3 separate regions of the Homo sapiens genome follow, and regions 1 and 2 are each linked to region 3. Evidence: chromatin loops called from intact Hi-C (ENCODE). Cell type or tissue: endothelial cell of umbilical vein. All regions are shown on one strand. Links, peaks and the distances in the headings refer to the core of each region. The heading gives the core; the rest is flanking DNA. Region 1 holds the start of KCNIP4 (potassium voltage-gated channel interacting protein 4). Region 2 has its middle 170 kb from the start of ADGRA3. Region 3 overlaps ADGRA3 (adhesion G protein-coupled receptor A3).

The links. Hi-C counts contacts between places; a loop is a spot of excess contacts. Peaks named below come from ENCODE experiments on the same cell type or tissue, not always from the same donor. Only the 100,000 strongest peaks of a DNase experiment are listed, where the experiment ranks them.
Region 1: it touches region 3 in a loop (4-fold over the local background); 4 of 110 quality-filtered maps call a loop at or near these places.
Region 2: it touches region 3 in a loop (5-fold over the local background); 26 of 110 quality-filtered maps call a loop at or near these places.

What each region holds. Positions count from the first base shown.
Region 1 is chr4:21,941,875-21,951,995 of GRCh38, forward strand. It overlaps KCNIP4 (potassium voltage-gated channel interacting protein 4), which reads right to left and starts at 6,898. Exons shown (of 9, transcript NM_025221.6): 1 at 6,697-6,898. The coding sequence starts at 6,757. RefSeq lists enhancers at 6,845-7,345, 7,346-7,846. In endothelial cell of umbilical vein, for the core only: no CTCF peak of the experiment used is centred there; no DNase peak of the experiment used is centred there; H3K27me3 peaks cover 787 bases.
Region 2 is chr4:22,685,858-22,695,978 of GRCh38, forward strand. It overlaps the pseudogene GBA3. Among named protein-coding and RNA genes, the nearest start is that of ADGRA3, 170 kb to the left of the region's middle. In endothelial cell of umbilical vein, for the core only: no CTCF peak of the experiment used is centred there; a DNase peak (open chromatin) is centred at 5,024.
Region 3 is chr4:22,384,240-22,394,360 of GRCh38, forward strand. It overlaps ADGRA3 (adhesion G protein-coupled receptor A3), which reads right to left. Exons shown (of 19, transcript NM_145290.4): 17 at 8,306-8,451; 18 at 4,849-4,944; 19 at 3,137-4,708. The coding sequence ends at 3,466. Among named protein-coding and RNA genes, the nearest start is that of MIR12115, 130 kb to the right of the region's middle. RefSeq lists an enhancer at 1,054-2,253. In endothelial cell of umbilical vein, for the core only: a CTCF peak has its summit at 5,220 (motif pointing left); a DNase peak (open chromatin) is centred at 5,182.

The sequences.
Region 1 (10,121 bases), core at 2,728-7,727, 440 kb before region 3:
TATATTGTCAGAGTGTGTGAAGAGCTTTTATGTTTAAATACTGACAGTCACCCCTTTTTCAGGTTTTCTAATGCTACGTGCATGTGTGCGCATATAGCACAGCCTGTAGTGAAAAGACTGGGCAAGAAGAGGAGATACAGCCACAGCAATGACAGCAAAGGAGCTGAACTTCTGCTTGTCTCAGCCTTGACACACTTTTCACTTCCCACTTACTTCCCTCTCAATACAGCCTGATTTTTCACTGTGAAATCTGATATAAAAGGAAATGCACCTGAGGAAATGGGTGTATATACACTGAATGACATCTCCATGCCTTTTTAAATTTTCCCATTCCTTTCCACATCCACTGCTGTAATGCAAGGATCTATCATCTGATGAGAATAATGGTGGTGGATGTGGTGGTGTAGGCATTCACTCACTGAGGGGAAATTTACAAAGGACCATTTGTGGGGTTAGGGGCCAGGAGATGTGAGGCCCCTCAGACTACTGATGTTGGAGGTGATCATTGATCTGGAAGGGAGTAAGAATGAGGGAATGTCATAGTAACAACACCCAAAGATGACATTGATGACTGCCCTAAATACACAAAAACACTGGGCATCTATTAAGCTCTTTTTCAGAAACACTGTACACTCTGATAGTCATGGTGCTATAGATGCAAGAACATTCACAGTTCAAAGGAGCATTATCTTGATGTCATGTACTGTGCTCATAAACTCAGTCCACTGAATGGAAAGACATGGAGCCAAAAGTCACTTTCAGCCAATGGCTTAACATGCAATCAAATGTGAATTGTAACTTTGGTCTTTGGTGGGTCTACCATGGGACAACGTGATTTAATTCAATCAATATGTTTAAATATCTACTAGTTTTTTGTTTTGTTTTGTTATGTTTTGTTTTTGAGACAGAGTCTCACTCTGTTGCCCAGGCAGGAGTGCAATGGTGCGATCTAGGCTCACTGCAACCTCTGCCTCCTGGGTTCAAGCGATTCTCCCTGCCTCAGCCTCCCAAGTAGCTGGGATTACAGGTGTCTGCCACCACGCCCAGCTAATTTTTGTATTTCTAGTAGAGAACGGGTTTCATCATGTTGGCCAGGCTGGTCTCAAACTCCTGACCTCAGGCGATCTGCCAGCCTCGGCCTCCCAAAGTGCTGAGATTACAAGTGTGAGCCACCATTCCTGGTCTAAATGTCTACTAGTTTGTGAAGCATTGTAGAAGTGCTTACTAGAGGTACAAAAATTAGTAATTCTTGCATGGTACTACTTGCCATCAAAAAGTCAACAGAACATCTGCAAATGAGACAAATTATGTCCAGTGAATTCTGCCTTGTCATTCAGATCTATATCAACAATAAAAGAAAAACAACTTATGAAAATTCAAAGAATAATTATTTGGGGAGGAGTCAGGGAGAAATCAGTAAGCCCGCAAGAGAAGGACACTACATTTCAGATGTGTCTTGATGGATATACAGATTTTCACCAGGCAATGTGAGGGCAGGAAGTTAATTCTAAGCAGTGGGTAAAACAGGAGATATAGCTGGTTATGGTCCCAGCTACTCAGGAGGCTGAGGCAGGAGGATTGCTTGAGGCCAGGAGTTCGAGGCTGCAGTGACCCATAATGGCACCACTGCACTCCAGCCTGGGCAACAGAGTGAGACTCTGATTCAAAAGAAAAGAAAGAAAGAAAAAAGGAGATATGTTTGGAGACCAGGGAACAGTTCAGTTTAGCCAGATCAAGGTGTAGACCCAGCTGCGTCATGATTTTCGTAGGAGCCTTGAAAATCAAGCTAAGGAATTTGTATTTTTGATTCTATAAGTAATGGAGGGGGGCATTAAAAGATTTTGTGCAGGAGAATCTATGACTCAAGTTAGGTTTCAGTAAATTTAGTTGGTTTTGAGTGGGGAGAAGCAGTTAGTGCAAATAGGATGTAACCCTCATGGCCTAGAAAGGATGCTGAGAACATAATCTTGGTGGTAGAAATGGAAATTGAAGGAAGAGACAGATATAAAATACAGAAAGAACCAACAAGTCTTGGTGACTTATTCATCATGATGAGAATACCATAGAGAAGGAGACTCTTGCTTTTTTTTTTTTTTAACAACATGCCTCAAAAAATGTTGCCACGATAATTGTTTTCAGAAGATAGAGCATGTCTTTTTAGACATACTGACTTTAAGGTGCTGGTAAAACTTTCTTATGAGTCTGACGAGCAGAAGAGGAATGGAGCAGACTATACACTCAAGAGATAACTCCCCATCAAAATAAGAATCAAAGCCACACTTTGATTAGGAAGAGAGTATAGAGGGAGAAGATAATTAAAAGACAACCATGTGAAAGGCTGCACAAAATGGGCAAAAAGAGGAAATAAGTGTCATAAAAGGAGATCTGGCTGGGCGCGGTAGCTCACGCCTGTAATCCTAGCACTTTGGGAGGCCGAGGCAGGAGGATCACTTGAGGTCAGGAGTTCAAAACCAGCCTGACCAACGTGGTGAAACGCCATCTCTACTAAAAATACAAAAAGAAAAAAAAAATTAGTCGGGCATGGTGGCGGGTGCACCCGTGATCCTGGCTACTCGGGAGGCTGAGGCAGGAGAAATGCTTGAACCCAAGAGGCAGAGATTGCAGCGAGCCAAGGTCACGCCACTGCACTCCACCCTGGGCAACAGAATGAGACTCCGTCTCAAAAAAAAAAAAAAAAAAAAAAGAGAGATCTGAGAGAAATCAGAGAAAGGAGAATAATTCAGTGCAAGTGGGAAAGGCTTCATTCATTCAATATCTGTTGTTGAGCAAATATTACAAGTCAGACTTCATGCTCAATACTGGGGATAAAGTGGTGGACAGGACAGAATACTTCTGCTCTCACAGAGCTCACAGTCTTCCAACACATGTTGGTAAACAGCATGAAACATCCCAGTGAGTTCAGGACGACACGAATTGAGAAAAGTCCCTCAGGACCTTTAACCAAATGAATACTTTTGGAATGAAATGGGTGCTTCAATGCCCAAGGGTAAATTAATTTATAATAATGGGTGCAGTTATATAATTTTGAAAGATTTTTCAGACTTGCAAAGGATCCTTGAACAAACAAAATACTCATCTCCCCACAACCCCCTCCCTGCCTCACACGTTAATCTACTTGAAATAGTCGCTAAGAAGAGAGGCTATTAAGTAAAAAAACACATTCTGTTATGTATTATTGAAAAGCAATATTATTCACATGTTCTGGAAAAAGTGAGAACACGAAAAATAAATAAAAGGACAAAAAATAGTAAGAAGGGCTTAATAATTTAAGCCCAGAAATATATCTTCAAAACAATCAACCACTACCTGGCCTACAATTCTCCAGAAATCTTGCACACAGATTTTATATTGCATGGCTCATTAATTTCCAAACCATCCACAGCTTTATTTTATGAGAGGGCATAAGCTTCAGGCCTGGGGAGAGAGGGTGGCTGAATTTCAACACTTTGTCCTATCATTTGTTTAGTACACCTCTTACATTTATATGACATAAAGAAAATAAAATAATGATTGTATGATGAAAAGCTTTTCATGGATTCAGAATAAATGGATTTTTCAATATTACCCTTGTGGAATTACTAATTTGAGTTTGCCTTATTTTTAAAACACATGAAACTTAAGCCAAAGCCACGATACATCCATCAAATGGCAATTCAAAATTGAAGACATTTTTTTACTCTACTATTGAAACATACATTTTCCTCATTTTTAGTTGTAGATTACATCACATAACATCTGCCATCTCTAAGTTAGATGGCACAAATTAAGGACACCAATGAATAATTTTGTAGTTTTTTTTTTCCTCTGACCTTGTTTCTGATTCTCTTTCAAACATAGTTGAATTATCATCTCCCTCAGTCTCTCCACTGTTAGCAGGATTACGTTCTGATTTTATAGCAGGAGTGCAAAATATGGGATTAGACAATGAAATGAAAAATGTATTTTGGTCAGGCTTTGGGTTTAACATGGAAGCTGGCAGGGCAAAAGTGAGCACTCTAATTTGTAAGAAACCTTCTCTACTTGTATGTACTTATGCACAACTCACCCATTTTCTGTCCTCTCTGGCATTAACAATGTCAATTACAGTGATTTACAGGTGGTGTTCATCAGTTAGCATACTAGATGCGTTTACTTGTTGAGAAGAGAGTACGGAACGAACTTTTTAAACTAAATTATTATAAAGTTTCAGAATTGCAACTCGACTCTGTTCTGTCATTTCCAACATTTCCTCTCTACTTTCCATTCATGTAGTTTCATCCTTTGCCTTTCAGCAAACCATTTTTCACAGTGTTCTATCTCTAAGTCAGGTCATAAAATACATACACGTACGCACACAGACTCACACTTCTCTAATTCTTGATTTCTCTATCATCCACCTACATTTCTCTCAGTTAGATCTTCCAGTTAAATTTTGCTTAGATTCCAGCTAAATCATCTTATAAACCTCCATTCCAGAGATATATATTCAAGGAAAAACTGTATCATAGTACAAGATAGTTTGGGAGTTATATAAATAGCCTACTTATTGGAAAGAGAACAAGAGATCGGGACTATTATTTTAAAACAAAAATGGAAGACAGAGTTTAAGCCTTTAAAAATCATCCCTTCTCATCCCAGGATTAGTAAAGACCATCCTATATCTGATCACAAGTAAGCAAAGTACTTATGCATATGTTTGGTGAAAATAGTATTACATATTTGGGGATCATTCTCTAATATTAGCTTTGAAGCAATATCAACAAGAATAAAAAAGATAATCCAAACTATTTTTTTCTTTATTCTTCTCATCATATGACAACTAACTAAAAATTTGTGAATACAATTCAAGAAACAGGTGTCAAATCAATTCTCAGCCAGAAAACTCATCACTTTGGTCTCACCTTAGCCAAGGTATAAAACAACATATTTCTGTTCTCTAAATAAACAGTGAACACATGCTGATTCTGGAGATAGCAGTAAAAGGTTTGCTTTTTTAAATGTATAGTACTCCCCAGGTGTGACTTCATCTTCATTTCCCATTTATAGTGATTATGGCCACCCATGACCCTGTGCATAGTCTAGACATGCTGATTCAATCCCCATCCGGTTGATGGAAGAACAGGTACAGTCAAAGAGCTGTGGTCACTGAGGAGCCAAGCAATGCAAGCCATCCAGATCCTGAGACGACATTCCTGCCATCTGCTCCAGCCTTGAGTTCCCTGGGCTGCCGTGTGTGAATGTGTCTCTAATAGGACAGCGCTAGCCCTCTACCCTGTTTATTCTAAAGAACTGCAAAGACAGAGACCCTACGAACTCAACTCAACACCCCAAAACTACTCAGCCCTCTACATTAAACACGCCACTCAGGAAACATTTGATCTCTTAAAGATTGTAAGCATTTCTCACAAGAGATAATCTACTTATGCTTGGCTCGTAATGAGTGGGCATCTCCAGGCATAAGTGAAAACAGAACTAAACACAGTTACAAGTCAAATGTGGGGCTTTACAGGTGATGTTCATATTATTTTTTCCAGTCCAAAAGGATTAAGACTGTTCTCTTTAAAATTTCATATTCAAGTGAGACTAGTGTCCTCCCGGTTACGATGACCTTAACTATTGGAGTGAGGAAAAGAAAGGGAGGGTGTCCATTTCCATTTCTCATGGCCATAAATTCGAATGATTGACTCAAGTTGTTGAGGTGACTCCATTTCCCTGAGTACTAAAGAAGGCAGCAAGTGGAAACACCTCTTTGCTTGCAAGTTTACAGCCCTCGAGTCCAAGTTTTTCACCCTCTAAACCCAAACTATGCTATAGCCATATGTGACCCCTTAGCTTATGTAATCAGGGAGAGGTCCAGCCCTTTATCACTCTCATGTGCCCCAAAATCACTTCCATTCTCTTTCCGGCTCCTGTAAAATACTCTGTACACATCAAAACCACCTAATAACAAATCGATGCAACCCAAGACGCTTTGTGGAAGGGCATCGTCTCCTATTTCTCTATGGATCCCACCAAACAGCAAAACATTTCTCCCTGCTTTCGCAGAACGCACGTTTCTCTGAAAGCCAAGCTCCTAACACAGTGCCCGATACCTTAACAAGGCTGTACTGTATATAAATTATTTGCAAGTGTCACTGAGGACCATTTTCTCTGAACACACTAAACTGAAGCTAGCCATAAAACAAGCCATACGCTCCTGCTTTAGAATCTGACATGGGCAAGATGCCGCCAGTATATTACCAGGGGACAAAAATACAGTTGTAATGAAGAAACGTGTGGGGGCATGAAGGAAAAGTGGAAGGCGAGGATCAATACTATTTCAGCTCATTAATCCCCAGGTGTTAGGGGAAGGAAGCGTGCGGTCTGGAGTCATCTGGCAGATGCATAAACAACCTCGGAAATTTTCAGAGAAGGCAAAAGTACGCACAGGATCGCAGGGGACCCTGCCACCGGCGAGTTTCAAACACACTTCAAACATCTTTTCTTCCCCGACCTGGATCTTGCATGCACCCCCCTCTCCTTTGCACCCCATTCCTGCCGCTCCCACCTCCCCTTCCCAGTCCCGCCAGGTGACTGTGTCTCATGCAGCGAAGGCAACAAGCGTCCCCAGCCGAGGAAGGGAAGGGGCAGCCGTCTTGGCTCGCGAGGGAAGGAGGGCGGAAGCGGGCGCCCGCTCGCAAGCTTATTGCATCCTACCGCCTGTAGAGCTGGCCTCCTCCAGCTGAGCCGAAATGCTTTCCACCCTCCTCACATTCATGTCTAGGGACGCAGGGTGCAGAAGCGAGACTCGAGAGTCCACCGGCCAGGGGCGTCTGTCCACGGGTCTGCACGGGAGCGCACCGCCGCTCGGCCCGGGGGCGTCCGTGGCGCTGGGAGCGAGAGCTTCGGCGGCGGCTGCGGGCAGGGCGCGCGGAGCGGGCTGCAGGTGCGGGCGGAGGCCGGCGGGGGGCGCCGGGGGCGCTGCGCGGCCCTTGGCGGCGGGGGCGCGCGGGGTGGCGGGGGAGGCCGAGGCGCCGGCAGCTTCGCGCCGGCGGCTGGAAGCGGGCGGGCTGCACGGGCGGCTCGAGTGCGGGGACCCCAGCCCCTCGCCCTCGTGAGCGCCGCCCCTGCCACCTGCTGCCAAGTCACCGGACTGGGGATGCGGGGGGCGGGGTGCGGGGAGAGGAAAGCGCCGCGGGTGGCACGGTGCCTCTGGCGACAGAGTAGATGGACCCGAAAGAGACCCGAGGTGACTTCGGGCTGGGCAGGACACCCCCGGGAGTTGCCAGCGGCTCTCAGCGGGCGCCTCTAGGACCCCTTGTCACTGCGAGCAGCGCCTGCTCTGGGGAGGGGCTCGAAGGCGCCGCGCCTTCTCAACGCGCCGCTGCGTCCCCCAGGGGCTCCAACTTGGACAGCTAGACTGGAAATACTGCTGCACAAAGTTAGGCTGAGTTCGAAGGACACCAGAGAGGAAGCGCAAGGAGATGCCCTTCTCCGGAGCCGGGCAGAGCGCCAGAACTCCTAGACGGGAAACTTTCCCCCATTGAAGCTAGAACCGGTCATGCGACTCGGCTAAGTGTGGGGAAACACTGGCTCTAGACTCCAGGTGAACATCGCAGGGCCGAGGTGCAGAATACCACCTTGGAGAGAGGGGGTGGCATAGACTGGTGGCATTTTGGAGAAGCATCCATGTGGGGGGTTTCATTTGAGATCTCCCAGGCAGGTCAACCAGGAGGTATCGCTCACCACCCGCAAGGTCATTTGCCCTTCTAAAGCACAGTAAGGCCGGGAATAGTTGGGAAGGTAAAGAGAAACCAATAGACCACTTGTGGCCATGGTTACTGTTTGAGAAGTCAAAATTAAAATGCAGATTTCTGTGTCCCCAAGAGTCAAGTGCATGAAGCCTCTCTTTTCAGAAGAAAGGTCAAGTTGACCCGTTCTCCAGGCAAACTGAATTAAAATTCCCTCTCACTCTCAGCTGCAAGGTCAGTTGGCCATGACTTGGGTGGAAGCCATTTCTAAGTGTTTGTGAAACTATTTGCCTTCCCTATGGCTGCTGGATTATTTATACACACTGTCACCAAGTGAAATCTTCCCCCTTTCTCCAAGTAGGTCTCAATTGACACCTTATTGCCCTTCTCCCCACCCCCAAACGCACGAGCGATTTACTTAGTCCTTTGAGCCCTTGTAGCATGTATTTGTATATTTCTTGAGAGCCTTTTACTCTTTTAGTTCATTGTTAAGGAGACAGATGCTGACACCCCATTGTCTGGGTTCAAATCCTAGTTCCACTACTTCATAATCCTGTGGCCTGGTACAAATATCAGCTATAACTGGTACCTACATTATTGTTTTGTTGTGAGGATTTAAGAAAATCAATAGATGCAAAGGGCTTAGAGCCGTGACTGGCATGTAGCAATCACTGTATAAAGACAGGCAACCCTGATTCTTGAAGTTGAGAACAATGTTATATTGACAAAGCAATTAGAAAAGTTCCTTGCACATAGTTGGTCTTCACTAAACATTTGTTTTTTCATTATTCAGCAAACATCTAGTAACTACTGTGTACAAGACACAATTATAGGCACTGGGATACCACAGTGAATACAACAAAGACCCTCAGTTATTGGCTGACTATCTAGAAGGCAGAGAGACTGACAATAAATCAAGGAATCAGAAGTGATCTGCTAGGGAGATCACTTTTATATAGGGGGTCCATAAGGGCTTTATGAAAGAGGCAACATTTAATTGGAATCCTGATGAAAGCGAGGAGCTAGCCATGGGCATCTCAAGGGAAAAAGAACTTCCAAGCAGAGAGAAGAGCAAGAGCTAACATAAGAATAGCATGTTTGCAGGGCAGCCAGGAGGTTGACAGGGCTGAAGTACATTGAGAGAAGGAAAGGGTAACAGGAGAGAGAGTCAGAGAGGATGGGATCATGTGCAGTGTAAATGTTTATTGAATTTTGTCTGCATACTTTTACAGCCAATGCATTCTTCCCACTTGCCAGCTTCCTCATAACAAGTCTTCTCGCTGCCCATTCTATCAGATTCAATCATTCGATTCTGTCGCGTGCCACCTTCTCCCTCTTCTGCAGACTTCTCCTAGCAAACTTCCAACTTACTGACCAACTACTTCTTTCTCTTTTTCTGTAGCTAACACTCTTTCCAGAAACCACCCACAACTTTGAATCACTAATACTTGTCCAACTCCAAATTTTGTCTTCTATATGATGACTTCTAAAGCTACCTGAGCATGCTGGTTTGGATTCTGCAGCCTGGGTTGGAATTCCAGTTCCAACTGTGAACAAGCTGTATGTTTGAGGACTAATAACCTCCCTCAGTTTTCTCACTCTAAAATGAAGAAAATAATAGTGTCAGCCGGGCAAGGTGGCTCATGCCTGTAATCCCAGCACTTTGGGAGGCCGAGGTGAGCGGATCACCTGAGGTCAGGAGTTCGAGACCAGCCTGGCCAACATGGTGAAACCCCAACTCTACTAATAATACAAAAATTAGCCAGGTGTGGTGATGCATGCCTGTAATCCCAGCTACTCAAGAGGCTGAGGCAGGAGAATCACTTGAACCTGGGAGGCGGAGGTTGCAGTAAGCCGAGATCATGCCATTGCACTCCAGCCTGGGTAACAGAGCAAGACTCTGTCTCAAAAAAAAAAAGTAAAGAAAAGAATAGTGTCTACTTAACTATTGGGAAAGATTATATGAGGCAGCATATGTAAAGTGTTTAGGATGGCCCCTGGCACATAGAGTCAGTAAGAGCTGCCATCGTAATAGTTATCACCATTATCATCATCATATTTTGTCATGGTGAACTCAAAGAAGAAATGGCACCACTATATTCTACAACAGGTCTAAGCAACCTTCCCTCACAGTGTGGGAAGTAATACACAACCCCTTTCTCATCTCCAAAATATGCAGAACATTTTGTTGGACCAAACTATCTTTCAAATCTTATCCAAAGAATATCTGCCCATGGTGGCCCTACTAAACGTTTACCCCTTAACTAATTATAAAGAAGGCAACAAAATCGTGTAAAGTAGACACTGTGCTGAAGAAGTTTGTAATATATTAACATATAAATATTGTATTATATAATATAATCAATATATAATATTAATATATTAATATAT
Region 2 (10,121 bases), core at 2,851-7,850, 300 kb after region 3:
TCCAAATCCAATCCCTGAAGCAAGATTAATAATCAAAGATCCTCTCCAGTGTGCAAATCCTCATGGGATTTAGGTGGATTGCTACAGCCTAGTCCCGAGGCATGTGGCACACCTGTACGTTGCCACAAATAGTTCAGAAATAACACCAGTTCATGTCTACAACAAGGCCTTTGAACTTGAGTATTCTCTTTCTGGTATTCAATGCTGGAGCTGCAGTGAGAGCGTGCAGTTCCCTAAATTTTGCCCCCGAGGAACCTTACTTGTCTCACCATAATCTCAGTTCATTTGAACACTTCTCCAGATACTCTGTAGGAATACAACGGAGTTAGCTTGTTTCAAGGGAGAGTTTTTTTATTGGGAAGATGACCTAACTGGCTAAGTCCAAGTTTGTGGAAACAACATATCTGAGGAATCCGAATCAGATCAATGAAATAGAGTTTCTAGCAGCTGCACTGTGAATAACGTCCTGAAAGATGCTGCTGCTGGAACTCGATTCCACAGCTATGGGTGTTTGTTGGAAGGCACCCAAAAGGGATTCCAAGGGCCCTGCCTCTACTGACTGCCGTTTATTCTTAAAGCACTAGGCTCAACAGTTGAGCTTTGTGTGGTATTGAGTGGGTTTTATGATTACTTGTTTGCCATTGTTAGTGTCAGCCTGTCAACACCTTGAAGGGCAGAGCATTTTTGTTTGTTTTGAAAATTACTCAATAGCAAATCCTTAATTATACAGCAGTATGGCTTTTTGAAAGGTTGAGTGATGTACTGCTGTTGTTTTAGATTTCTTTCATGCTAAATCTTATGAGGTGCATAGCCTTCAATAACTAAATGCAAATAATGCAATCGAATCCCACTTGAGCCTGCCATTAATTATCTCACATTTATCTTCATTTCCAGGCTGGTGATATGGGCCAGCATTCAAGACAACTAGAAAAAATATCCAGTAAAGGTTTTGAAGTTCCTTTATGTGCAGGGATTTATGATACACAGACACGTGTGAACCATACACACATACATGCATGTATACACACATACATGCATGTATGCACACATCTGCTTTCACATCTACACACATCTACATCTGCATAATACCACATGCATGGCTAGATGTAACACATGCACATATCAATGTGTCACACATATTTACACATATATGCACACTCACATGTTTACTGTATTTGAAATTTTTGGTTGCAAGTAACAGGAAACAAACTCAAAGACACCTAAACCATAAAAGGAATCCATAATTTCACAAAGGTTATTTCATTCCCTCTTTCCTCTATATGCCAAGGTTGATCCTCTATGTTTGTGAAATGGCTGCTAAAAACTTCCGTATTGAGGTGTAGCAGGAAGAGTATGTCTTTCTGGATAGCTTCTTTGGAAAAGTGAGGAAGCTTTTTTCTTAGAAATCTTAACAGACCTTCTCTCATTTTTTATTGTTGGAATTGGGTTTCAAGCCCATCACTAATTTAATCCCTGTAACCAATGAGATGAAATATGAATATGGCCTTAAATGAATCCCTGGAGCTGACAAGTTATTACGTGGGGCCCAGGGTCAGATTTTCCAGAAACATTTAGGCTGCATAGGGTAAAAGGCAGATACCCAATGGAAAATCAAATTCTGTTACCAAAAGGTAGGTCGTCCAAGTCCTGGGTGGCTCATGTTAGTAAATGTTCCTACCCCTGGCTCCTGCACACGTACACACACACAACACGGCTGTCAGAATTTCCACAACCAAAGACGCCCTTTATTACTGAATTACTTTCTACACCTCATGTTTTGACAGATTCTGTCTACTAAGAAACTGAGAGCAATATGGTAACTAATTCATTTTTGCATTTTCATGCCTGAGAAGCTGGTATTACCACAATGAGTTTATGTAATTCCAGTCAATATTAAAGCAATACAATTGATGTTTAGGTAGCCTGGGAGACCTTATAGGAAGTAAATGTACAGTAGTAATTAGAATTATTGAAATCTTAAAAATAGCAGATTACTTGCAGGAGTCGGCGGCCTTTTTGAGAAGCAATTTTGTAAAATTTGCCTTCTGAGGTCAAAATTTGGCTAGACCTTTCTTGGTAAATGCAGGAAATCATGATGAATAATCCATTGCACCAACCACTGCAAGTAGATGTACCCTTTGCACCTGCCCCTTCTTCACGTTCCCTTCCACTTCCTTTCTTCTCCAATGACATAGTATCACTGAAGAGGCTCTCCTCTGGAAGAAAACACTTTGAAGTCATTTAACTATGTTAAAAAAAAAAAAAAAAAGCTCAAGGAAGCAGTTTGTTTTCAGAGAGTGTATTTATCAGCAACTCTCCACTCTCAGTAGTTTAGAAAAATAAAAGTTTATTTCTTATTTACACTGTAGTTTAAAGTGGATTGTTCACAGGCTGTTATGTGGCTCTGCTCCATGCTGTGATACAGAGAACCAGGCTCCTTCCGTCTGAGAATTCCTAGGGTCTTAGAGTCTTCCAGTGGAGCCTGTATATCCAGCCAGTGGATGAAAGAAGAATGATGATACATGGCTGAAACATGAATGATTATGCAGGCAGATTGTAGTGTCCCAGCCTGGCAGTGGTACACATTACTTCTGCCTACATTCCACTGGCCAGGACACATAGTAATGTGGTCACAACCATTTGCAAAGTTGCTGAAAAATGTAGTCAAAAAGTGTGGCAAGATGGAAGGGGAAACAAGGGCGGCTAGAACACACAGGCATCTTTGCTACAGATAGACTAACGTTCATTTAGAATCTTTTTCTCCTACACAGGTATGCAGGAGCATTTTGAATGCCAGAGTTTTTGAATCTCAGCAATTCAAGTTGGGAGGGTCAAGATCATGACTAATAGGGCTGAATTCTTACTAAAGAACAGCTTGTTTTACAGTTAACAAATAAAGTTTTGTGCAAGATTTTTTTTTTCCTTTTTACCTAGAGGTCCCTGAATTTACAGTTTCTTCATGATATGGTTTGGCTCTGTGTTCCTACCCAAATCTCATGTTGAATTATGATCTTCAGTGTTGGAGGAGGGGCCTGGTGGAAGTTGATTAAATCATGGGGGTGGATTTCTGCCTTGCTGTTCTCATGATAGTGAGTGAGTTCTCATGAGATCTGGTTGTTTAAAAGTGTGTAGTCTCACGCCTGTAATCCCAGCATTTTGAGAGGCTGAGGCGGGCGGATCATGAGTTCAAGAGTTCCAGACCAGCCCGACCAACATGGTGAAACCCCGTCTCTACTAAAAATACAAAAATTAGTTGGGTGTGGTGATGCATGCCTGTAATCCCAGCTACTCAGACGGTTGAGGCAGGAGAATCACTTGAACCTGGGAGGCGGAGGTTGCAGTGAGCCGGCATTGCGCCACTGCACTCCAGCCTGGGTGACAGAGCGAGACTCCGTCTCAAGGAAAAAAAAAAGTGTGTAGTCCCCCTTCACTTGCACTCTCCTCCTGTCACATGAAGACATGCTTACTTCCCCTTCATCCTTCTGCCATGACTGAGGCCTCCCAGCCCTGCTTCCTGTATAGCCTGTGGAACTGTGAGTCAATCTAACGCCTTTCCTTCATAAATTACCTAGTCTCAGGTAGTTCTTTACAGCAGTGTGAGGACTGATTAATATACTTAGCAGTCCCAGGACTTCTAGAAAGAGCACACCTGTAGACAAAACTATAATGCAAGTAACTTATGTTTGCTTGGGGAGTAGACAGAGGTTGGTGACACTCGTGAATAAAAAGGTTTGTTGTGCTGTTCTGAGGCAGTACCTTCAGAAGGTGGCAGGACGTCAGAGGAACTACTGTGGCTGTGATGAGCGGCAGTTGAACATAGAACCTCAGAGCTTCACCCCTGGAGAAGGCTTGAGTCCCTAGAATCAGTGGACTTGAAGAGACCATAGTAGACCTGGAGAGTGGGCATCTTGGCATTAACTGGTACAGACCAACACTGGGAGGTAGGGGAATAGAAACACAGGTATTACAAAGAATTTTGGTTTTCATAAGACCCAAATTTTCTTGTATGGCCCTAAAATGAAGCAGAGGGGGCCCAAATACAGTAATGACAAATTAAATTACCAGCCAATCTTCCTGGATGGGACCATGAAGTCAGACTACTTTTTGTATACAGAAAAATCTAAAATACAATAATTCTTTCTTACCTGAGATGATGGCTGCAAATTCATGCCTTAGAGCCATTTGGGCCCTAGTGCAGGGCAGATGAGTGAAATGAGTTCTCAGAAACGTGAGAAAGATACAGAGGGGTGCTGGGTTGCAATGGAAGGTCTTAGGGGAGGGGTGGAAAGTGAGTTCAAGGAGGGCTACAGTTACGAAAATGTGTTCTGTGGACTCCTAGAGGTCCTCAAGACCCACTTGGGTGTACACCAGGTCAAAACTTTTTATAATGATGCTACGATATGATTTGCCTTTTCCACTCTTGTCTGTATTCTTCTGTGAGTGTACAGTGGAGTTTTCTAGAGACAACAAATTGAATAAGACGCAGATAGGAACATTAGCTGTCTTCTATTAAACCAGGCATGCAAAGAGATTTGTAAAAATCTTAAACAGTGACACTCTTCTCACTAAATATTTTTGTTTGTTTGTTTGGGGTTATATGGTTATTTTTCATAAAATAAGTAACTTCTGTTAACATGCTCTTCATTGCTGTTTGAAGTCAACGATAAATGTTTTTTTAAAATCTCAGTTTTAATTTCTAATACAGCAAATATATTTAATATAAAATATAACCCACATGAAAGAAAAAAAGTTCTTTAGGAACCACAATTATTTTTAAGAGTGTAAAGAGATCCTGACACCAAAAAGCTTGAGAATGTTGGATTAGAACAACAACCCAATCAATGTTGAGAGAAATTAATTCTGCCACTTGTGGACTAATAACTTCAGAGTATGTGAAGCACTGAGAAGATAGATTGTTTCTTCTGGAGAAGTATCTTTAGAAGAGCAGTAGTAATTAGCCAGGGGCGACTGGTGTAGACAGCCATTAGTGAAATAACTGAATTTTAATACCACTTTATACTGCAACTTGCAAACCTAAAAAAATTGCAATACTGCCATCTAGCGTTCTATCGTGAAAACATTTCGATATTTATTTTTTCTCTCAATTTACAATTGCTTCAGAACTGAATGACAACATAAGCCAAATTTAATAGTTTGCCATGCATTTGTTAGGTTATTTCACCAAACATGTACCTTTAAATATCTTCAGTGTCTTTTCCAATTTCTTTCTGTATATAATCTCTTCTTAGAGTTAGGATAACTGGAGAAGGTAGGATTTCAACCTACTTATACCTTGTTTCAAACTTTATGTTCCTGTCATTACACAATGTAGAATGATTTAATGGCAATGTAGAGAAACCGAGTAAGTAACTTTCCTCACTTCGGTTATACATACCTCCTCTCTTTCCATAGTCTTTTTTTTTTTTTTTTTTTTTTTTTGAGATGGAGTCTCATTCTGTTGCCCAGGGTGGAATGCAATGGTGCAATCTCAGCTCACTGAAACCTCTGCCTCCTGGGTTCAAGCGATTCTCCTGCCTCAGCCTCCCGAGTAGCTGGGATTACAGGCGCCTGCCACCATGCCCGGCTAATTTTTGTATTTTTAGTAGATACAGGGTTTCACCACATTGGCCAGGCTGGTCTCGAACGCCTGGCCTCAAGTGATCCGCCCGCCTTGGCCTCCCAATCCATAGTCATTTTTTTTTAAATAAACTTTTTATTTTGGATCAATTTTAGATTTACACAGAAGCTTCAAAGATAGTACAGGGAGTTCCCATGGCCCCTCATCCAGTTTCCCCTACTGTTAACATGTACATTTCTGTGGAAACCCATACCCACTGGGTTCCTGGCACAATGGACAGAAGTTCCACACCAATGAACATGACTGAAATTTCAGAAACAGAAACTTGGGGGTCAGAGAGGGTGGGCTGGGGAAATAAAAAAGTTTACATATAAAAGAACAGGACTTGTATTCTCATCAAACTTGTCAGTAGCCACACCAGAAGCTAGAAAATCAGGAACCAATGCCTTCAAAATTCTGAGTGAAAATTATTTTCATCATAAAATCCTGTACAAAACTGCATATTAAGAGCAATGTTAGACTAAAGACAATTCCAGAGCAACTACAGAGTTTTGAAATATTTATGTCCCATGCCCCCTTTATCAGACAGTTATTTGAGGATGTGCTTCTCTAAAGCGGGAAAAGAAACAGAAAGACCAGGGGAGAGGTGAAGGAGCCTCTCTGAATGATGTGAAGGAGATCGTGGGTCAAAGCTCTGTGGTGTCCTAAAAAATAAACAGTGCAGAATGGAGCAGGAAGACAGAGTTGTTTGAACAACTCAGAGATGTATTCTTCTGTCAGAGTGTTTGGGGATGAATTAGTAATAGGTGTAAAGAAGATGAAATAAACATAAAGATCAGGCAGTGGATTAACCCTAGAGAAAATTAAAAGTTGCATGGAAGCATGGTATGTATACTATATGGCTCAGCTTTGAGCCATACAGACTCATAGAAATATAAATATTGAATTCATTTAAATGAAAAGGTAATTTTATCATGTTGGCCAGATGGGAGAAGGTGGAAGAGAAGGAGGGAGGAGGAACAGAGAGAGAGAGTGCTAGATCCTCTGCCCTATACCCAGAAGTCAATAATTATCTAAAATTGAAAAAAATAAGCAGCAACACCCTATTATTTACACAATATGGGATTAAATATCAGAAGAAATGGTTAAAAGTGGTTACCTCTACAGAGTACGGATCAGGAATTGGGATGAATGAACTAAGGGAAAATTCTAGTAGGATGATAATGACTTTTTAAAACAATGTTCATGTTACTTTAAAAGGCAAAACATCAGGTAAATGGGTGCCCTGCCAAATCAGGGACTTAGCACCCAGGGTTATCAACTCTGTTAAGAATCAGGGAGTGCTGGGGGAAGAAAGTATAAATGATGGCCTTGTACAAAGTATCTTGGATTCTTATCAAGGCTGTGGCAGTCAAGTGTCCTTTGCCCCTGCTTCCTTGTTGTTTGCATAAATATTTGTATTCTGAGGCTTCATTCTAGGGTGAGAGCTCATTTTCTGTTTGCACAATTGCCTGGCTCCTCTGGCCAAAGGGTGCTCTGCTTCTGGCAGCTGAAGATCCCAGTAGACAGCTTCTTAAACCATGGCTTTCCCTGCAGGATTTGGATGGGCGGCAGCCACTGCAGCTTATCAAGTAGAAGGTAGGGGACACTCTCTCCCCTTCACTGGGGTGGGAGTGCTTTATTTCTGGTGTGTCCTGTGTACCTGAGGAAGATGGTGGGGTAAGGAGGCAAAAAGAAAAGCAAAGAATTGAACAGACCACAATGTTATCAATGAATTTGTTTCCCTTTTCAAACATGTCAGGGGTGGGGGCTCACATTCTCTTGTCTCTTTAGGCACAAGGAAGGGTGGAGGGATGAAGAGGTGAAAACCAAGCTGTGGCTGGATTTTCAGTCAGTCCAAACTCAGCTGAGACATCAGTTTACATTGGACCAGCTGCTTTTATAATTGATTTTTAGAATCCATTTGCCCCAACTCCTCTACAAAGGAGAATCATTTTTTTCTATTGGCTGGAAGAATATTGGGTCGATTTTTTCAAAGAGCCCTTCATTAATTGGGAAAAGTTCCCTGTTCTATTCTTAGTGAGCGCCAAGCCAAGCCTAATCTTGTATGCCACCATATTTCCTGGGGCAGCTGAGAAGTAAATAGAAGCAAATGGTAAAGAGCACCCAGAGTGCCTGTGGAGCCCAAGTTCTGATCCTCATCCTACCACACACAAGTGTGTGAATTCTTTGTCCTCCTTGAGTCTCAGTTTCTTCATCTGTGAAATAGGAAGATGAGCTTTACTTTTCTAAAACACGTATGTCCCCCCTTCCCCTCCACAAAGGGAGTTAGAGATTGTTAATAGCTACCATGGAGAAAATATTTATTTGGTCAAATAAGTATATGAAACCCTGGATTAAACAAAGCAAAGTGAGTTATTGTGGTAGCTTCCTAGGATTGCCATAATAAAATATCATAAACTGTGGGGCTTAAACAACATAAATTTATCCTCTTACGGTTCTAGAAGCCAGAATTGGCCACTGGAGGATGTAATTAGCCAAGTTAAGATGAGATCATACTGGAGTAGGGCAGATATGCAATCCAATATGACCGGTGTCCTAAAAAGAAGGAAATTTGGACACTGAGAAATTTGGAAATTTGAAAGAAGAAAAATTGGACAAAGAGACAAGGAGAACACCGTGTGTGAGAGAGAGATTGGAATGTTACAGTAAGCTAAGGAGCAATAGTCGCCACTAAAAATTAGAAAGAGGCAAGAGGGATTTTACCTAGAGACTTGGGGGTCCATGAGCCTGCTGACACCTTGATTTTGGAACTCCAGCCTCTAGAACTGTGAGAGAATACATTTCTGTTGTTCAAGGCTTTCATTTTGTGGCACTTTGTTACAGCACCCCTAGAAAACTTATACACCGAGAAAAACAAGTCAATCAATCAATGAAATAATGACTGCTATGGTAAGTGCTATGGTGATAATAGGATGTTGTGGGAAAGGGTCACGTGAAAACCAGTTCTTCAGGATGGGTCATCAAGGAGGATCTTTGTGAACTAGCATCATTCCGTCTAAACTTAAGGTATGAGGAGGAGACTGCCATTTGAATATGGGGAGATCTTTCTAGACAAAGAAACAGGACAAGTTGATCCTGGTACAACCCATGCTGCCTGTGATTCCTAGCTTCAATTGCTATTTCCCCATCCTCTAGAATGGGAAGGAGGAATCTTTACTACACAGTTGTGATAACTGCCATGTAGAAGACATCTCCCACTGGGGGATTATGTATATTATTGCACATATATGATCTGTGATACAAGGCTCTTTTAAAGGAACGTCTGACAGTGTCCTGGTTGGCTGAGATTCCATGCCACCTTTTTCGCTACATGGGATCTTCTTTCATCTTCTTCCAGATAATTTCCACTTTGTTGTAGAGGGTGACTGAATAGGCTGACCCTCTGGGAATAAAAACAAAAGCAATGATCTTTGTTAGTTTCCGTCTCAAAAGAGAGGTCGGAAAAATCCGAGAAAGCATGGTAGAGCACCAGAATGGTGTAAATAGAATCAGATTCTAGAAGCAACATAGCATTGGTGATTATTAAGATGAGCTTTGGGGGAAGACTCTTTAGACTTGGATTCCATCTCTCCTTTTACTAGATTTGTGACTTTGTCCAAATGACTCATCTTCTCTGTGCCTCCTCACCTGTAAGATGGAGATTATTATGGTGTCTCCTGTGTAGCACAGCTATGAGGTTTAAATAAGATAATGTGTGTTAAGTACTTGGCATTTAGTGAGTGCTCGATGCATCATATTCATATCTGGGAGGATCACAAAAGGATTACAAAGAATGATTCACTATGGAACTCTACAGTTAACTTGGCATAAATATGCAGTTATACAAGACAATAGAGTGGGTTTCAACTACTAACTTTGAGTTCCTGCCCACTTAGGACCTGGAGGTAACATTAACTGGCCCATTCTGAGCTCCTCTCTTCACATGATCTCAATACTGTTGCATCTCTTCTGTCTGCTTGGAGCCAGTTTGTCCTATGCTCTTCGGACTTAGGCTTGCTTCTGCCATATTTTGAGGTCTTTATTTGTGGCCTCTAACCTGCTGTTAACTATCTATAGTTTACTAGGTAGGGTACTTGATCCATCATGCTCTGCCAAGAGCCATCAGCCTGCTATCTTTGTCAACTCACAGCATAACTTTTGCATGCTTGCTTGCTTTCCACCCTAGGAGCTCTTCCTGATCCTTTTGTGCTGTGTGTGAATTTTAGCTCAAGCACTTACTAGCAGAGTGACTTTGGGCAAATAATATATTTAAGCCTCAGTTTTCTTATTTGTGAAATTTGAAACATAGTCATACTCTCTCTGTAGATTGGTTCTAGGGACTGAAGAGGTAAGCATATGTAACTGTGGTATAAGAGTGCCCCCATGTAGTGCTCACCAAATACTAATATTAATGCCAATACTATTATTATTTTTCTTTCTCCTGGCTGTATTCTCTTGCACTCTGAGAGAAGGAGAGTTACACTGTCTACTCCATTTAGTG
Region 3 (10,121 bases), core at 2,124-7,123:
TTAGCACTGGCAGATTACAAACAATGAAAAATTTCTCCTTCAGGAGAAATTGCCTTGTTTATACAAATAAATCTATTGATTTTATTTTGAATTTATTATTGCTTATATTTCAATATAATATATTGAATAATATATTATATATTATTCAATAATATATTATATATTCAATATATTCAATAATATATTATATATATAATAAATATAATTTATTATTGCTTATATTTCAATATAAGCAATAATCCATGGACAGCATTAATACAAGTGTTAAGAAAAATATAACAAAATTAGCAAAAGTGACAGAATGACTCAAATTTGGAAAACATCATTAAGTGATTATGAACAATCAAATCACCTCTCAGATAAAAGCACTGGAGTCAATATTAAAATAACTAAATGATTACTGGAATCCAAAAAGAAAAACAGAATTAAGATTTGTTTTAAATTTTGGATTGCTGTTGTATGCCTCACTTACCTTGATGATTTAGTTTAATTCCTGCATCAGATGTTTTCAGTTAATGTTTTTACTTCCTAATTTTGTATGTTCTCAACCAACTTCAGTTTGGGCATTCTGAACTCAATACTTGAAACATGTAAGTCTGTTCTAACATTGTTGCTTCTCTATAATGAGACCTATGTATAGATTCCAATCAGCAACTAAACCTAAGTTGCCATCTGTATATATTACTAATATAAATATATTGAACATACATATAGTTACATTGTTACATTTATCCAAAATATCCTGAGATTTAAAAATCAGTTGCCACCTATTAATGACCTGAAATATTAATATACATGTACGTTAGTATATAAATCTAGTCACAAAAATAGTCATACACAAATCTAATTTCTAACTGTTACCTAAAAAGCAGGTTAGTATATAACATTATATATGTAATCTGTAGATATAATGTTTACATTAAGAAAACAACTTTTGGCTGGGCTCAATGGCTCGTATCTATAATCTCAACAGTTTGGGAAGCAAGGGTTGGAGGATCACTTGAGGCCAGGAGTTTGAGACCAGTCAGGGCAACACAGTGAGACCCATCTCTACAAAAATAAAAAGAAAAACAGCCGGGCTACTGGCTTGTTCTTGTAGTTCCAGCTACTCAGGAGGCTGAGGTGGGAGGATGGCTTGACCCCAAGAGCTCGAGGTTACAGTGAACTATGATCCCCACTGCACTTCAGCCTGGGCAACAGAGTGAGACCTCAACTCTAAAAACAAAACAAAACAAAACAAAACAACTGTCATGAAATAAAAGAATCATAACTGTTTCCTTAAGCAGAATATAACCAACTATACCTTATTATGAAACTAAAACTCAAAACAACTAAGATAAGAATAAAGTCTGATACAATTTTATAGATAATAAACACCGTAAAAGCAATGAAATGTGTTGCCAAGCACGGCGGCCTCAGCATTGGCAAACATGGTTCTAGCCGTGGGCATGGTATAACCTGCCAGCATGTCCAGCAAGCCAGAAATTCTTTGGATCTTAGTTGTCAAATTTTTTAAATTAGGAAAATGATCATGCTGATCTCTAAGAAAACTGAAACATCTGTTAGCAGTTTACAATTCTATGAAAAATAGAGAATCTCAGCTATAAATCATAAACGACAAAGGTGGGAGGAATACAATATATTACTCACTTCCTATATACAAATATCAAAACTCTAATTGAAATACTAAGGATGAGTAAGTGATCGCTCATCACTCTCCACGCTATGAGTAACAAAATCCCCTTGAACATTTTTAGCAGAATCTCCATCTTCTTCCAAGTGTTTGATTTCTTTTCCAGTCCTTCCCCACCGCCAGCACCTGTTCTGTTACCTAAAATAAGGCATGTTTAAATGAATAAATGCTTGCTGAATGGGCAACATCTTCCAGGAAGGAAAATTCCTCACTTCCTATGCAGAGGCAGGAAAAAGAAGAACAAGAAAGTTATCTCCCTAGGTACAGCTGACCAGCAGGTCAAACAGGTTAAACACCGAGCAAACAAAAAAATAGTGATAAATAAGAATTATTCACTCCATTTCTTATTAGCTTATCTTTGTCATTTCCAAACACCATCTTGTACATAATATATCAATTTACCAGGAGACCATAAACCAGGAAATATAGCCAAATCTATCCACTGGCTGCTTTATTTCCCCCACCATAAAATAACATCTCTAAAACTCAAACCTAAAAGGCTTAAGTAGAACTATCGGTTTTATTATTGTCAAGCAAAATAACATTTCTAATGCAGTAACCCAGTGAAAAGTGAACATTTACACTAGAATGGGTAATCTCAGGATGGCTCAGAGAATTGTTCTCTGTACATAAGCAGTTAATCTCTCAGAATTTGAAGTTTATTAAGCTAAACGGCTTGATTCTTTTTTGCATTTCTCGAATATGTACTTTTGAATCCAATCTGATTCAAACCTTTAGACTTCCGCTGAAAAGAGATCAAAGTTGTGTCAATTTTGCAGACATTGTCTTGCATACGAGAGAACTGAGAACCACAGTGAGACTCAGGACAGGAGATGGGTTAGACTGCAGTGTAGCAAAGACCAGTGAGCGAGAACTTTTGCAGTAGAGCTGTTTTTAGAATTCCGGAATGGGATTTAATCAGTACTTCAGCATGAATCTAAGGAACTTTATCTGTTTAAGTACAAAATAAAAGTCAACATAAGAGCCAATATTGAAGAATGTGAACCTTAAGTGGTAGCTCTTCATTTGCATTCAAGAATAACTTTCGTGCAGCAATCACCCCCACCTGGCCACACCAAAAAGAGTAAGAAACTTAAGACCGAATATAAAGCAATGAAAAGGCCACGACCATGTTGAAAATAGTATTAATAGGATCCAAGGAATAACGCAAAAGTAAGGCAACGTAGGAAGTTTTTTAGGCATTTCCATTTTCAAAAAACATCCTGAGAGATCCTTTTAAAACCTGGTAATATTTAAAACTAGACTTATAAAATACAGCAACCCAAAAATCACTTTGATTTATGTGCCAAAATCAATACACTTAACCATGCAATATATATATATAACTGACTTATGTGTAACTCTAATTAAAATACCCCAAACCACTAATTTCATTAAAATAGAACTAAATGCTTATATTGTAAAATATAAAAATAACAGATCGACACAATAACAAACACCTATTTATTATATTAAATACAAGCCTGAAATATTAAGTACAAATTACAGATTCCAAGAAATTACATTTCACATCCCAAAATGTCCTGTTGGTGCTTTGACAACTAAAACAATGTTTTAGAAAGATTTTGTTTCAGATCCTAAAAAATAGCAACAATTTGGGGATAAAAATAAGTAAAATCCAAAACTTCAAAGTTTATTCCAAATTCTTTTGAATCCCTATGGTGGCTGTAAACAGTTTTTAAATGCTCATAGCTTCAAGGAATGTGAGTATCACAGTTTATATGAATTTCTGCCTAGGAAGCCCAGCAATGTTACACAGTAGTTTCGTGTTTCCATAATCCAGTCCTAACATTGCCAGTGCTATCGGTACCGAGCAAGGGTCCCTCCTGCCCATTGCTTTTAATTGGTCCATTCTGAATGGCCAAGTTGAGGCCATAAGATTTTTGCTGATTTTCAAGTTCAACCACAGCTGGCTTCCTTAACGCATCTTTTTTACTAGTGGTTGAAACTGGCTTTTCAAAATTTCTGCTACTTTTGGGAAGTGTGCTACAAGCATCGCTGCTGTCTTGCTGGGGTGGGTTGTACTGTCTCTCTCTGTAGGCTAAATAAGCTCTTCGGCTCCTCGAGTGTCCTTCGTTATTGCCCAGCCGGCTTTTAGGTAAGCCGTTCTGCACGCTTCCTTCCACGCTCGTTGGGACATCGTAGGCATATTCTCTCAGGACTGTGAGTCGGCTTGCCCGGTGTCCTTTACTTCTGTTTTTATGGTGGCGGCTTGAGTGCACATTTGTTCGAAACTGAACTTCTAAAGGCGCCACGTGCATTTTAATATCATTGTCCATTGAATGTTCTGTCAGACTATTATCAAGCTGAGGGGTGGAGTTCAAAGGTAAAGAATTGGCATGGCACTGAGCTGCAGCCGCCTGCAAGTTTGTTAATTTGCAGCCCTGGGAGGAATTTTTGAAGCTTGAAGCACTTTTGTTTGTGCATGAAGACTCCGCACTGCTATTGGGGCATTTGGGTGCCTCTCCATTCGTCCCATTAGAGTTGGGGGGCTGGACGTTGACTTGCACTGAATACGAGCTCCGTCCTGGGCAGCAAGTCATGATCCACGCAAGTCTAACATCCTCCCTATTAACACAATGGTGGACCACGAAGAACGCACTGAAGCTTAAACTTGTGGCTCCAAAAACGAAGCTAAAAACCAAGTCCAAAGGGTAATACAAAGAAACAGCCAAAGCCCCAAACATCCACAGTGCAACATATAAGAGCAAAGTAAGGCTGGCCCCCAAGAGCTGAGAATGAAAAGTGTGCTCATTTTCCAAGGCTGATGTAGAAATCAGAGACAAAGACATTGAATCCTGATGATTTATTTCGCCATTTTCATTGGCTGCCAATCTCTGTTGCTCCTCCGTGGGCTCCTTAAGCTCATATTTGCGCTCAGGGTGTCTTTTCAACTGAATAAATATGCTCAGAAAGTACATGCAGTTTACAAAAGTGATGAAGCTGGCTGGCCCATAGAAGGCTCCCAAGGAGGGTTCCCATGCCATCCAGCAACTGGAAAAGAAAATGGTAAACCAGATCGATGCTACATGTTTCAACAAATTATCTACGAAATTGCAATCACCTGTAATGCCTAGAAAATACTTAAAAGAGAAACAACTGGGTCAAGTACACAGAGAATATAAAATACTCACTAGGGTGCGTTTGGCCGACTGCCGTAATTCTTAATGTTCGCTGCTGCAGTTATGCCGCAAACAATGATGGGGATACCACCACCAATCAGGTAAAATCTAGAAGGAGGAATCACAGGAAAAACCACTCATCATTCCATTTCTTAACATGTATCTCTCATAATGTCTCAGTACTTCAAAAGTCATTCCCTGAAGATTAATTATTATCTTTATTCCAATAATAAGCTGAGAGTTAAGTTGGGAGGCTGATTTATTAGCAGTAATGTGTTTTTATTTTGTTTTTTAGATTTCTTGTTTTAAAGCACAAGGTCTAGTAAGTTTCTGAGTAGAGGAAAGCTGATCGGCTTCTGCCACCTTGTGGACAGGCAAAGTAACACTCTGAGCCTGCTGGTAGGATTTCAGCTTACTTACTCTTACTTTTTTTTTTTTTTGTAGCAGGAACTGGCTTCTTTTAGATTCAGCCGGTGAACTGAAAAGTGCCTTAGTTCACACAAGAAATGTAATGACATATTAATTACTGACTAATGTTCAGCTCAACCTGCATGTCCCAGGACTGCCCACTGCTGTGTATCTCATCGCCAGTCCACTGAGATTAAGGTAAGGAAGGTATCTGGATCCCAGCAGCTTCACAGAGTGCAGAGGCCCTACCTGACCCCTTTTCCAAAGAGAGGTGGGGACAGCAAGGGAAATGATGGTGCAATAAAAACTGATTGAAACAGAGCAGTGACTGGTCCTACAAAGAAAAACTCTGTGCTCATCTCTGAGCTCCTTGATCTCTCTGAAAATAAATTTCCATTCTGGGTAAGTCAGAATCTTAATTTTGCGTTTGCTCCTTCCTGAGACATGGCCCCAAATCTTGCACTGGGTGGATAAAGGCAATATCTCTGATACATTTGTCCATATATTGTTTCTTCCTTGTACCTAGTTACTAAAATCCTTTAACATGATGTTAGTACTGCTGAAAACTAATTACCCTATAAAACTATAATTCTGCCTTCTATTCCACAGATTAGAGAGATGCCAATAATACGTGACCTTCCCCTTCTTCCTGCTGTACTAATTCACATCTGCTTCTTACCTGAAAAGAAAGTATTATTTCCAAAATTAATCTTGGGTCCTATCACCCTCTCTGTCTTCTTTCAACGCCCCCTACCCCCGTTCTTGTTATCAAATAACCCTATTTTGCATCTTTAAAATCTTCTCTATTGCTTATTTCTAGCATGCTTCTCTACTGCTTATATATATATATATATAAAATACATATTATATATATATAATACGTATTATATATATATAATACGTATTATATATATATATAAAATACGTATTATATATATATAATACGTATTATATATATATATAAAATACGTATTATATATATATTCAAGTTTCCCCATCTTCTAAAACTTTCCTTGAACTACCACTTCTTTTCTCTCTTCCTTCTGCCAACGCTGGTACCACCACTTTCTCGCCTTTATCACCTTATTGTCAGCTGTACCCACTCACCACCATGATGCTAAAAATGTCCTCTCTGGGGTCAGAAGAATCTCACTGGCAAATCTCGTGTCCCACCCTCCAGGTAGGCAGCAGTGTTGCTCAGGCTTCCATAAGCTCAAGGATATGGGGGAAGCAGGGCTAGAGGGCGGAGCTTGAGCTGTCTAATGCAAAGAGGATACTTGTGTGTCATTTGGGGACTGCAGAGAGTTTGAAGCACCAGCTGCCTTTTCCTTAACTCTTTATCTTTCTTCTCAGAACCTTATAGGAATGAACAGCTGCTTAAGGTTAAGATTCCCAAGTTTCTAAGCCAAACACCATCATCTCTCATTTCTCTTAATAGAAGTGAGGGAGGTGTCAAATCTCATCCTACAACATAACTCTGGGGCCACGGAGCACCCCTGCTGCTCCTTGTCAAACACAGAACCACTCTCCCACAAATCATCCATGTTCTCGGGTGTTCTCTTTCTGCAGCCAAAAATCCAGTGACTTTTTCCACGGCCCATCTATTAAACATTAATAAGGTCCAAGTATCGTTCTTTTCTTAACTAACTTCTCCCTGGGAGTTCCTATTCATTATCATGGCTTCAGTGACCACATAAGGAAATGTCTCCTGCTCCTCCTAGACAATCTCTAGCTTGTCCTCTCTGCTGAGCCCTGGACTTCTAAAAAATGTAAACATTCCACAAGAAAGTACTGAGGAGCCTGCCACCCCATTTCCCCTCTCCATGTCTCCCCCGCCCACCTGCCATTTCTGCTTTTCCTATCTTATTTCTCAGTTGATGGAAACACCCTCCGTCAAGGCACGCTAGCTAGCTAGAATAGACAACTTGCAGCCATCTTCAAATTTCTCTCCCTCACACAACTCTCTTAAATCCAGCTGGACATCAATCCTAGAGAAACTGCCTCAAGCCTCTCAAACTTGTGTCCTCTTCTGTGTTCTCCCTGACACTGTTCTGGTCTTCATGGGGGCTGCCCTAATAACCTCAGCAGAATTCCTTGTTCTTAGGAATTCTGATTTATACTCCATACTAGAGCCATAGCTATCCTTCTAAAATGACACCATGTCAGGCCACTCCCTTAGTTAAAAATCTTCAGTGGCTGCCCACATTTTAAATAGGACACACAAAGGCCTCAAAGCCAACTTTCATCCTGAATTCCTGCTACTTGACACCAAACATCTGAGGCTCCAGCCAAACTGCATTCCTCAAGGTTTCCTCAGCTCACTCTTCACTTCTACACTTTGTCATGATCACAGTAAAGTTCACGCCAGTGGTCCAGCATTTCCTAACAACCCCCCGCCCCCAAAATTAATGGCTTCTTTCTTTACATTTTCAAAGAACCTATCTCCACTATGCTTCTCACACAGCGCAGTCAGTGCTCATGCCTTTCTCCTCCTGCAGACTATAAACTCCCAAAGGGCAAGGGAGTCTTCTGTAAATCCCTGGCCCAGGGCCAGTGACATATCAGGCATTCAACAAGCTTGGTCATCACTGATAGATTTTATTCATCCAGCATGATAATCCATTTACCACTTTTCATATTATAATGGATAGGAAAAACACACAAGTCTTCTTGTCCTTTGCATAGAATAATTAAACTGATACATACTTGAGTATGACATAAGACCTCAAGGAAATAAAAACAGCTGACAGTTTCATAGAGCCGATTATATGGCCAATCCCCTCTTAAGTGCTTTGCCCATTTACTCATTTATTCCTCACAACTCGAGGATGGGAGAATCAGCCCCACTTTTGAGATGATCTTGGAAGGCTCAGAGAGGGTACAGAAGTTGTCTGAGGACTCGCAGCGGGAAGGATGCCTGAGCCATTTTCAAAACCAGGCAGTCCTGCATACAAGTCCGTTCTTTTACTTCCCAAAATTCACTCAGCAATTTTGTTATAATTTATGATTATGCTTCAATGAAAGCAAACAAAACAATTAATACAACAAAGATATGAGATACCTGAGCATTGGTCTTGGTGGAGGTGGTGGTTCATCAGGATCCTGGCATCTTTTAGCTTTTTTAGTGACTTGTTTGTAGATATTTCGAGCTGTCACTCCTACCCATAGTACTGTGGCAAGGGTGGAATAGTGAAGAATTATCCCAACCTACAAGGAAGATCAAAGAATAAATAAAAGAAAAAAAATGTTCCTACTAAGGCTTACCTCAAAATTGGTAAGTAACTCAGAAGTCTGATTTGAAAGCAGCAGGAAGGCCTATCCTAATAATCAACTCTGTTGCCTGCTAAGGCAACACTGTGTTCTAATAGACATGTGACAGGGAATCACAATCCTCAAATACACAAACCAACAATTGGCTCTAGGAAGCCCACAAACTACCATTTATACCAAAGACGACCCTTAATACAGGACAGAACTGGCTCCCAGACATTAAACCAAAAGTGTGTTTTTCATAGATGTGACATTATACATTAGAGTTCATTTTCTTTTTTTTTTTTTTTTGGGACAGAGCCTCGCTCTGTCACCCAGGATAGAGTGCTGCAGTGTGATCTCGGCTCACTGCAACCTCTGCCTCCTGGGTTCAAGTGATTCTCCTGCCTCAGCCTCCTGAGTAGCTGGGACTACAGGTACGCACCACCACGCCTGGCTAATTTTTGTATTTTTAGTAGAGAGAGGGTTTTGCCATGTTGGCCAGGCTGGTCTCCAACTCCTGACCTCAGGTGATCCATCCACCTCAGCCTCCAAAAGTGCTGGGATTACAGGCATGAGCCACCATGCCCGGCCTAGAGTCCATTTTCTAACATTCTTTTTAAGGAGGAATATACAGAGGGCACAGGTTAACTACAGGGTGAAGGCCACAGCACACACAGAATAAGTTCCAGAGTAAGAGACCTGAGATATGATTCAGAGCTTTTATACACTGTAACAATCACAAAGCAATATAATAATATATTGATGGTTAAGAGGGTGAACTCAGAAATGAAATTTTCCTTGATTTTTAAACTGGTATTCACCTCTTACCTGCTGGGTGATCTGAGCAAAGTCACGTAAGACCTAAAGTGCTGGCTTCCTCACTTGGGAACCAAGAGTAATATAAAAGTACTGTGAGGTTAAGTAAGATGGTCCACATTAAGCATTTAGCAAATCGCCTAGTGTGTGACAAGCAATTAGTAGAAATCACTATATTATTACTTATTAAGAATGTGATTTTGAGGAAATAATGCGACCTCTCTGAAATTAACTTTCCTCAATTTAATAGTAGAAAATTATCAATCGCCACCTCTAGGGGTTTCGTAGGAATTGAATGGACACAATTCATGGGATATAATAGGTGCTCAGTAAGTATAGGATAACTGCAATATATGCAAATGATACACTTACAGTTTCTATTTATCACATGACCTATACATGAAGCAACTCTAGTTGAGGATGAAATTCTAGATGAAGATGTGAGGAAATGAGAGAAGCTTAAATTTTAGTTTAAGAAAAGTAAATGTCATATGTCACTGGAGTATCAAGGACATAATCCAGCTTTCTTAACCAGTAACTTGCTTTTTTTTAATCACTGCTTTTTTATATAATTATGAAATTCCAAGAAAAAATCTGTCATTCTAAAGGGATGCCTCTCCAACCTCAAGAAAATCAAAGGTCGATAATAAAATTATGGACCACTGTCCAGAGTTTATTTTAATGAGAACCAATCTGCAGCAAACACTTGGTGACCTGAAAGCCCAAATCTTCTTTTGCAGGAGAAAGCCAGGGTGGCCCCTCTCCAGATAAACCTTGCAGTGGCTCTGAGGTGCTGGGAGGTGGGATCA